Regions from separate parts of the Homo sapiens genome. Here region 1 is linked to region 2. Evidence: chromatin contacts called from ENCODE Hi-C or POLR2A ChIA-PET data. All regions are on one chromosome and are shown on one strand. Each heading gives the region's core, a stretch centred on a gene start or an enhancer-like site at or near the end of the contact. The rest is flanking DNA. Distances are from core to core; before and after follow the strand shown. Region 1 holds the start of OSTN-AS1 (OSTN antisense RNA 1). Region 2 overlaps IL1RAP (interleukin 1 receptor accessory protein).

What was found. Hi-C counts contacts between places; a loop is a spot of excess contacts on that map. ChIA-PET counts read pairs that join two places held with the same protein, here RNA polymerase II (POLR2A).
Region 1: a loop to region 2 is called in a map of PC-9, with 6 times the contacts of the local background. The contact joins the promoter of OSTN-AS1 here to the enhancer-like site in region 2. A Hi-C loop is called at or near these places in 1 of 168 maps with a recorded cell type or tissue (PC-9). POLR2A ChIA-PET finds 5 or more read pairs at or near these places in 1 of 52 experiments (activated T-cell).

The regions. Positions count from the first base shown.
Region 1 is chr3:191,232,068-191,236,388 of GRCh38, reverse strand. It overlaps OSTN-AS1 (OSTN antisense RNA 1), which reads left to right and starts at 1,784. Exons shown (of 6, transcript NR_133663.1): 1 at 1,784-1,817. All of the region lies in intron 3 of OSTN (osteocrin), which reads right to left.
Region 2 is chr3:190,584,486-190,588,951 of GRCh38, reverse strand. The region is part of intron 3 of IL1RAP (interleukin 1 receptor accessory protein); the gene reads right to left. Among named protein-coding and RNA genes, the nearest start is that of IL1RAP, 73 kb to the right of the region's middle. RefSeq lists enhancers at 2,945-3,478, 3,479-4,012. Within about 2 kb of position 2,336, at least 6 of the 41 ENCODE cell types and tissues checked have a DNase peak (open chromatin) inside an H3K27ac peak, as active enhancers do; they include PC-9, where a contact is called at or near this core.

The DNA.
Region 1 (4,321 bases), core at 535-3,034, 650 kb before region 2:
TCTTGTGTGACATCCAAGAACCCTCTCTTGGGGTCTGGTTCGGGACCCCTTTCTGGTAACAATACCTCCTTCTTAGTGTGTGATAGAGATTTTTAAAAAAGAATGTACCAGAATATTAAAATGGGATGCTTTCTATCTCAGTTTTTGGCTGTGGCTTTAAAAGGCTGAGTAAAAAAGAGACAGAAAGAGAGAAAGTATGTGGGAAGTATTTCGTTTTGCATTCCAAAGTGAGGTGCTAGACTTATGTAGTACTTCCAAAGGAGGTTGCTACAAACTTAGTTTTTTCCAACTTCAATCCAATAAAAGGATTCATATTGAATAGCTCAGGAAGGGAGAATTTCTTGGGAGCAAGTTATTGAAAAACAATGGCATTTTCCTTCCTCCTTCATATGGGGAAAGGGCTTTGAGAAAAACACTTCGAGTTTAAAATATGTCCATTGAAGCATGGTGAACCTAATAAAATAGTGTCTATGAAATCTAAAGGGCAAGAAGCTGTGAGAATTGGCTTGATACCAGACTGAAGAGATGACTGCACCAAGAACTGCTTCACTTTCAGTAATGAGAGTCAAGGATGTGGGTTTTCTGTGGGCAGATGTAGAGCATGTGGAGAGAGTCAGCCTGGGTCAATTATAAAAGGGACCTTGCCCCAAGGGCTTTCTGTCAGGGCTGATGGGGGAAGCAAACTCATCAGGATGCTGATGGTGGTGTCAAATGCAGAAGATGAGAGAGTAGGGTGAGGATGAGGGGCATAGCAGATCTGCCAGAAGAGGAGTATTATTGGAGGTAAGGACGCCTATGTTACTATTCGCACTGGGGGTTATGTGACCCCCAGAAACATTCCAAGATGAGTCAGCTTTGAGCATTCACCAAAGCCATGAGGGCACAAAGACAGGTCATGATATTATGTCAAGTAAGACTTTGTTTTACTTCTCTGCATGCATCTCCATCCCCAGTTCTGGAGGAGACAAAAGGCAGCCTACTGTGATAGGGGAGATTGTGAATATAAACTGGCCACAAGCTCCTTCCCACTGAAGCCTTCCAGGATGAATGGGGTCCAAGCTAGGGAAAAGAGAAGCTTTATTAGTATTCATGGTTTGGGGTCACATATAAGAATGGTTATTTGAATTACTGTTATATGGTTATTTTTCTAGTACAAGTAACCATAGGGATTCTTATTATTTTGATGTGGCCAGTAGAGCCATTAATACCTGCCTTTGGGTTTACTCAAGGGGTAGGGAACAACAACTACCACTGAGTGGGTTGGAATGCATGGGGATGGGAGGAAAAGCTGTTTTTTCTGATTATGACTTATGGAGTTTTTCTCTTTCAATTAGGTGGTATAATAACAATATTCTGGAGCAAAGTGTTTCTTGACCTAAATCTACAGAATGTGTATAATTTTGCTGGCTATCTTCCCTCTGCTCTCAGATGTATGCTGCCTTTTCTCACCCTACTTTCAGTCCTAGGAGGCTGATCTTTTTGGAACATATAAATGTTCCTGTGCCCTCTGGCTTTGGTGTGGATCAAGCAATAGATAATTTGGGGAAGACAGAATAGAGGAAGAGGAGGAGAGAGGTCAGGATAATTTTCTCCTGGCCACTCCTTGCAAGACCTCTTCCCGGGAGTATGCTCCTGAAGAAAAGTCACTACTTTTCTTTTCTTTTTGTGCTTTGCTTTTTTTTTTTTTTTTTTCAGATGGTGTCCCGTTCTGTTGCCCAGGCTGGAGTGCAATGGCGTGATCTTGGCTCACTGCAACCTCTGCCTCCCGGGTTCAAGCGATTCTCCTGCCTCAGCTTCCCAAGGAGCTGGGATTACAGGCGCGTGCCACCACACCCAGCTAATTTTTATATTTTTAGTAGAGACGGGGTTTCGCTTTGCTGGCCAGGCTGGTGACAAACTCCTACCCTCAGGCGATCCACCTGCCTCGGCCTCCCAAAGTGCTGAGATTACAGGCATGAGCCACTGCACCCGGCCAAGTCACTACTTTTCTCAAGGCATCTGAAACTCTGTGACTCTCTGACTTTTGGAAACCTCTTCCTTTCTTGTCTTTTCAGGCCACCGTGGGCTGCTGTGCCATCCATTATAATCTACCTGTACCCAGAGTTTTGTAAATAGTCTTCCTTTGAAAAAACCCTCCTCAAATTTTCCTATTTCAAAGGTGACACCTATTTCTTGTTGGAACCCTAACCCAATAGCATTTCTTGCTTTACTGACCTAAAATATTAAATGGGAGAATTAAAGCAATAAGAGTTGTACAAATATTTAATAGTAATTGAATTCAAATATAGAGCACTATTATTGTTATTATTTGCAAGACATTTTTAGTGTTGTGTGAAGGAGTGAGAGAAACCATTATTTAGAAAAATTCTAGGCCAATCATCAATTTTTTTTTTTTTGAGATGGAGTTTCGCTCTTGTGACCCATGCTGGAGTGTAATGGTGTGATCTCAGCTAACTGCAACCTCCGCCTCCTGGGCTCAAGTGATTCTCCTGCCTCAGCCCCCAAGTAGCTAGGATCACAGGCATGCGCCGCCACACCCAGCAAATTTTGTATTTTTAGTAGAGATGGTGTTTCACCATGTTGGTCATGCTGGTCTCAAACTCCCAACCTCAGATGATCTGCCTGCCTCGGCCTCCCAAAGTGCTGGGATTAAGGGCATGAGCCACAGTGCCTGGCCGTCAATATCTTCTAATGTTAAAGAGTCAGTCAGATAGTAGATACTATTCTTCCAGAAAAAAGTCAGGGCGTGGTAGCTCATGCCTGTAATCCTAGCACTTTGGAAGGTTGAGGCAGGCAGATCACTTGAGATCAGGAGTCCCAGCTACTTGGTAGGCTGAGGCAGGAGAATCGCTAGAACCCGGGATGTGGAGGTTGCAGTGAGCTGAGATTTTGCCACTGCACTCCAGCTTGGGTGACAGAGCAAGACTCTGTCTCAAAAAACGAAAAAAAGAAAACAGAAATAAAATGGTAACTTCAGACTTTAAACAAGTGAATGGAAATGAGAAAAATATTTTGGGCTTCAAAGTATAGTTGAGTTAGTGTTGCCCGGAGAATTGAAGTAATTTGCACATGAATCAGAAAATGAAGCTAGTGTCCTATTCAGGTAAAAATGTGTTAAGCAATACAAAATAGGAAACAACAGGTGGTTCTTTATTTCAAGTTAATATGACCTGATATAGGGTTTTCCCTGTTTAGCTTTTTATATTTGTTTCTTTTCATTTTTGTTTTCCCTAGCTTTCATGAATTTTTTTGTTTCCATCTCCTGGTGGACCTTTTTGAAAGTAGAGTTAATTTCCTTTTTCTTTTCTGATATTTTATAGTAATATAGAATTAAATAATATGTTTTGTACCCTGGTGACTCAGAGTTTTAAAATCTGGGATTATGGAGCAATATAATTCAGGGGCCTATACGTGTAGATGGGAAAGGGTTACATCTTTAGTTCCATTAACCTGTAAATGAAAGATAGCATTTATGACCGAACGCAGTGGCTCACACCAGTAATCCCAGCACTCTGAAAGGCAGAGGTGGGCAGATCACTTGAGGCCAGGAGCTCGAGACCAGGCTGGCCAACATGGAGAAACACAGTCCCTACTAAAAATACAAAAATTAGCCAGGTGTGGTGGCAGGCACCTATAATCCCATGCCTATAATCCCAGCTACTTGGGAGGCTGAGGCAGGAGAATCACTTGAAACTGGGAGGTGGAGGGAGCAGTGAGCCGAGATCTCACCATTGCACTCCAGCCTGGGCAACAAGAGCAAAACTGCGTCTCAAAAAAAAAAAAAAATGATTTAGTCACTGCCCTTCAGCCTAGGCAACAGAGTGAGACTCCATCTCAAAAAATAAAAATAAAAATAAACATAATTTTATATATATATATATAGCATTTACTTTATGAATATAGAAAAAAATAATAGTAATAGTTGTGTCTGAACATTGTTACTCATATAAATCACAAATACTTTCAAAGCACATTTTAATTATCACAGATGCTTTGAAATGGTTATGTTCTGCACTAGTTACAACAATTTTTTTTTTTTTTTTTTTTTTTTTTTTTTAGACAGAGTCTCCCTCTGTCACCCAGGCTGGAGTGCTGTGGCACAATCTTGGCTCACTGAAACCTCCGCCTCCCACGTGTTCAAGCGATTCTCATGCCTCAGCCTCCCGAGTAGCTGGGATTACAGTTGAGTGCCACCACGCCTGGCTGATTTTTGTATTTTCAGTAGAGACGGGATTTCACCACGTTGGCCAGGCTGGTCACGAACTCCTAACCTCAGGTGCTCTGCCTGCCTCGGCCTCCCCAAGTGCTGGAATTACAGGCA
Region 2 (4,466 bases), core at 1,087-3,586:
ACTTCTGCATATAAAACCAACTGCAAAAATAAGAGTTTATACTGGACTTATATCAATCTTTGTTTCTCTTTTCTCTTGGTATGTCAGGGGTTAAATTTTTATACGTACTTTTATGTTGAGCTTATTGACTTACTATAGTGCTAAGGTTGAGAACATTTGCCTCATACGTTTATTGGGAAAGAGAAAACTACAAACCAACTTCTCTAAAATCTAGAACAAAGGAAGCAAAACAAGAGAATGTACTTTTCATATGTGAAGAAAACAAACATTCTAGAAAAATCAAATTTAGAAAAATAGATGAAAGACCAGGAAAATAACTCACAGTCATTTGAAGAGGGCTTTTAGGAACTGCATGGTACAACTACAACTACACACACAAACATCTTGTGTGTGTGTGCATGTGTGTCCAGGTATATATTCCAGGACAACACTGTCAAGTCCAAGACACTCATCCCTGAGGACTTTTGGACTCCCAATGCTGCATGTGATTCCCTGCCTAGTGGAAAATGAATAATGAAGATGGTTGCTTAGAAAGATGTAGGCCGGGCATGGTGGCTCACGCCTGTAATCCCAGCACTTTGGGAGGCCCAGGCGGGCGGATCACGAGGTCAAGAGATCAAGACCAACCTGGCCAACATGGTGAAACTCCATCTCTACTAAAAATACAAAAATTAGCTGGGCGTGGTGGCGCATGCCTGTAGTCCCAGCTACTCAGGAGGCTGAGGCAGGAGAATCGCTTGAACCCAGGAGGCAGAGGTTGCAGTGAGCTGAGATTGCACCACTGCACTCCAGCCTGGCAACAGAGTGAGATGCCATCTCAAAAAAAGAAAGAAAGAAAAAAAGATGTAAGAGACCTTTTTATCTCCGTATGCTTTGAGGTAGGAAAATGTTTCAAATGCATCACTTAGAAATCATTGCCTTATTTCTTCCACCACATCCCACCAAAGACTGCAAATCCAACATTGTTGACATAATCCATAGTAATGTATAGTTTAGATGGAAGTTTTAGACATATTATATCCTTTGATCCCAGATATAGAGGATATTGCCCCATTTTGGGGTTTGAAAGAGAGGTTCAGAGAGTGAATTGGGAAGCTCACAGAGCTATTGGGCAGCAGTTTTTCTGATTCCAGAGTCAGTCCTCTATCCACTGACCTCAGGTTCTCAGGTCTTACTCAGCCCCTTGGTTTTTATTTTGGAGATTTTACATATAATTTCTTCCCTCAAACACTCCGCCCAATTTGATTCTTCATGTTGACAAACATCTCAAACCATGTTTTCTTTTCCTTCTGTGCTACAGCAAACTCGCTACTGATCCTTTCTTTGAATATAGGAATTCATCTTCAGACAGATCACTTTAAACTTCCTCATAGCTAAATATAGTTCCTGAGATACATCTTGTAGTATACCCTATGGAGAACAAAGACATAGGGTCAGAAGACCTGGTTTCTTGTCCTAATTCTGCCAGTGTGACCACCATTATAAAACTGCCACCACCATAGGAACTACCAGTACCATTCACTTAATTGTGAGTGTTTTCTATACGCCAGGTATTAAGTGTTTTACATTTATTATCATTTTCACTCTTCATAATGCCTCTTTCAGATAGCTTTATTATGGCCCTCATTTAACAAATGACGAGCATGAAGCATAGATAAGTTAAAAGATACCCACACAATTACACAGCAAGTCAGTAGGAGACGGGGATTCTAACGCAGATCTGTCACTCTCTAGAGTCTGAAATTTAATGCTGACTGTGACCAAGTCACTTTCCTGCTTTGGGATTCAGTTTTATCACGTATAAGAAGGTAAAACCAGATGATCTGTAACCCTGTCCATCTCTATAATATGATGGGTTTATAATCCATGCTAACTTCAAGAGTATTTTCTAGCCTGACTCTGAAAAATATAAATCAAGCCAGTTTTTCAGAGAAAAGAACGGAAGTGGGTGGGCACTCATTAATAGAAAGTAGAACAAAGTGAGTAAGCAAGTGAGACTCTTTCATGAAAAACATGACATCCTTGATTAGCACCTCCCAGCATCGGAAGGCACATATCACAGCCAAGAGGCAGCGGGGTAGATCACATCTGTCTAAATTAGAGAGTGTCACTATATAGTCCTGTTTCCAGTGGAGACTCCGAAGCTACCTTCATGCTTAACTTTCCCTCACAACACCCACTTTTAAAAAGCAGAGGAGTCAGAAATGTCAAGCTGTCCTCGAAGGCAGCTCCCTGGGGCATTAGCTGCCTCTGTCTTATTAAGTATAGTCAGGCATGACTCAGCTCCTCCATCAACTGTCTGGGAAGGAGAACATTTCATGCTGGTAGAAAATCACCTTAAGCAGAACAATGGAAGGCATTTAAGGTAGACAATTAGAGTCAGGTTGCTTATTGCTCAAAATCAAATCACCCTTTTCCTATTCTAGATAGGAGGGCATAATCACGGCCAATAGGGAAACAGGGCTGTCTTTGCTTAGAACACATCAGAGCCCCCTGTCACCTCCAGTTACAACTATCAGCCACTGAGACACCTCTTCTGTCTGGGTCACAAAGCAAGGTGAACTGTGGCTTATGGCATGTCCTTCAATCAATAAACCCTCAGTGAAAACTTACCACATGCAACAGTTTATGTTAGGCTCCAACGAGGGATAAAGATACAAGGAAGATATAGACTGTGCTCTCAAAGATCTCACTGTCAAGACTGGGTGGAGAGTCAGGCAAACAACCACAACACAAAGCAAAATGAAGCAAATGCTAAAAGGAAAAAATAAAGATGCAACGTGTCATAGGAGGGCAGAAGGCACTTTTAATTCGGACTTCAAGATGGGTGACACTCATCGGTGCCTTCACAGAAGAGATGGCATCTGATTTAAGTCTGGAAAAAATGCATAGAATGTGCACTGACTCCTCCTCCAAGGGGAGGAGTCCAGGCTGATGTGAGCCATGATGAGTTAGTCCATGAGTCAGCCGGGGTTAGATCACAGGGTGTGGGATGATTTCACAAAGCATGAGAATGGTAAAGGGTCAATGAGACTAGGGTCAATCAGGGTAAGAACAAACTTTATCCTTGTAGCAACTGAGAGTCACTAATGGTACTTAATGAATAAAGTGACTTTTTTTTCTTTTTTTCTTTTTTTTTGGAGTTGGAGTCTCACTCTGTCACCCAGGCTGGAGTGCAGTGATGCAATCTTGGCTCACTGCAACCTCAGCCTCCCGGGTTCAAGCAATTCTCCTACCTCACCCTCCCAAGTAGCTGGGACTGCAGGCACACACCACCATGCCCGGCTAATTTTTTGTATTTTAGTAGAGACAGGGTTTCACCCTGTTGCCCAGGCTGGTCTCAAACTCCTGAGGTCAGGCAATCCACCCGCCTCGGCCTCCCAAAGTGTTAGGATTGCAGGCGTGAGCCACCATGCCCAGCCTAAAGTGACACATGTTAATGATTAGTATGAGCAGAAGCAAAAGATAGGCTGGGCAGTATACTTGTGCCCTGAAGCTGTCTGATGGGTCACACACACATGCAACTCCACATGTGTCAAGCATGGAATTTCTTTACCCATTTGTTATTAAACGAAGTCAAATGGGACAATTACAGCAAACGGGCTGAGGGGGTGGGGAGATGCAGTGAGGCTAATGGCTTCTGATGTGGTCCTTTTGCTTGACAATGGTTAGAGTGGGCACTGTGACTGATCAAGTTGAGAAAGACTGCATTGCCTGGCACGGCCCCTTTTTCATCCCCTAATGCCCATCATCATCAAAGATAATACATGAGGCTGTAAAGAGGGAAGCCACTTTGTTACAGTTTGTAGGATGTAATCATCCACAGTCTTTATTGTTTCTCTCTTCGGGGCCTCAAAGTATTTTAGTAACCAGAAACCTCAATGAGTGACAACACTCTGCAGTATAGCACACCATCTATACATCCCTATGGCACTCGGGACATTATTTCGTGGGTTATAAATATTTGGATACCTGAATTCTCTTTCCAGCTACTCAAAAGCTCCTTGTTAACAGGGCAATGGTCATTTTCATCTTCCTAGATCCCCACTGTGTCTGAAAAAACCTAGAAGTTCTATAAACATACTGAGTAGACCTAAGAGACTATAGGAGATCCAGTGATGGGCCTGGGAGCAAGATTTTTAAAATAACAAGAAAATTAAAGGTTAGCAAAGACAAGCCACAAATCAGCTATTCAATGAAGAACTCATTTTCAGAATATATAGAGAACTCTCAAAAGTCAAAGAAAAATATCAGGAACTTAATTAAAAAGGGACAAAATATTTTAACAGACACTTCACCAAAGGAGATATACATATGACAAAATGGTCCAAATTATTAGTCATTATATAAATGTAAATTAAAAATCACACAAGATACTACTGTAAAACTATTAGAATGGTTAGCATTTTAAAAAATGGAAAATAGCAAGTGTTCATGAAATGTGCAGCAGCTGGACTCTCATTCAT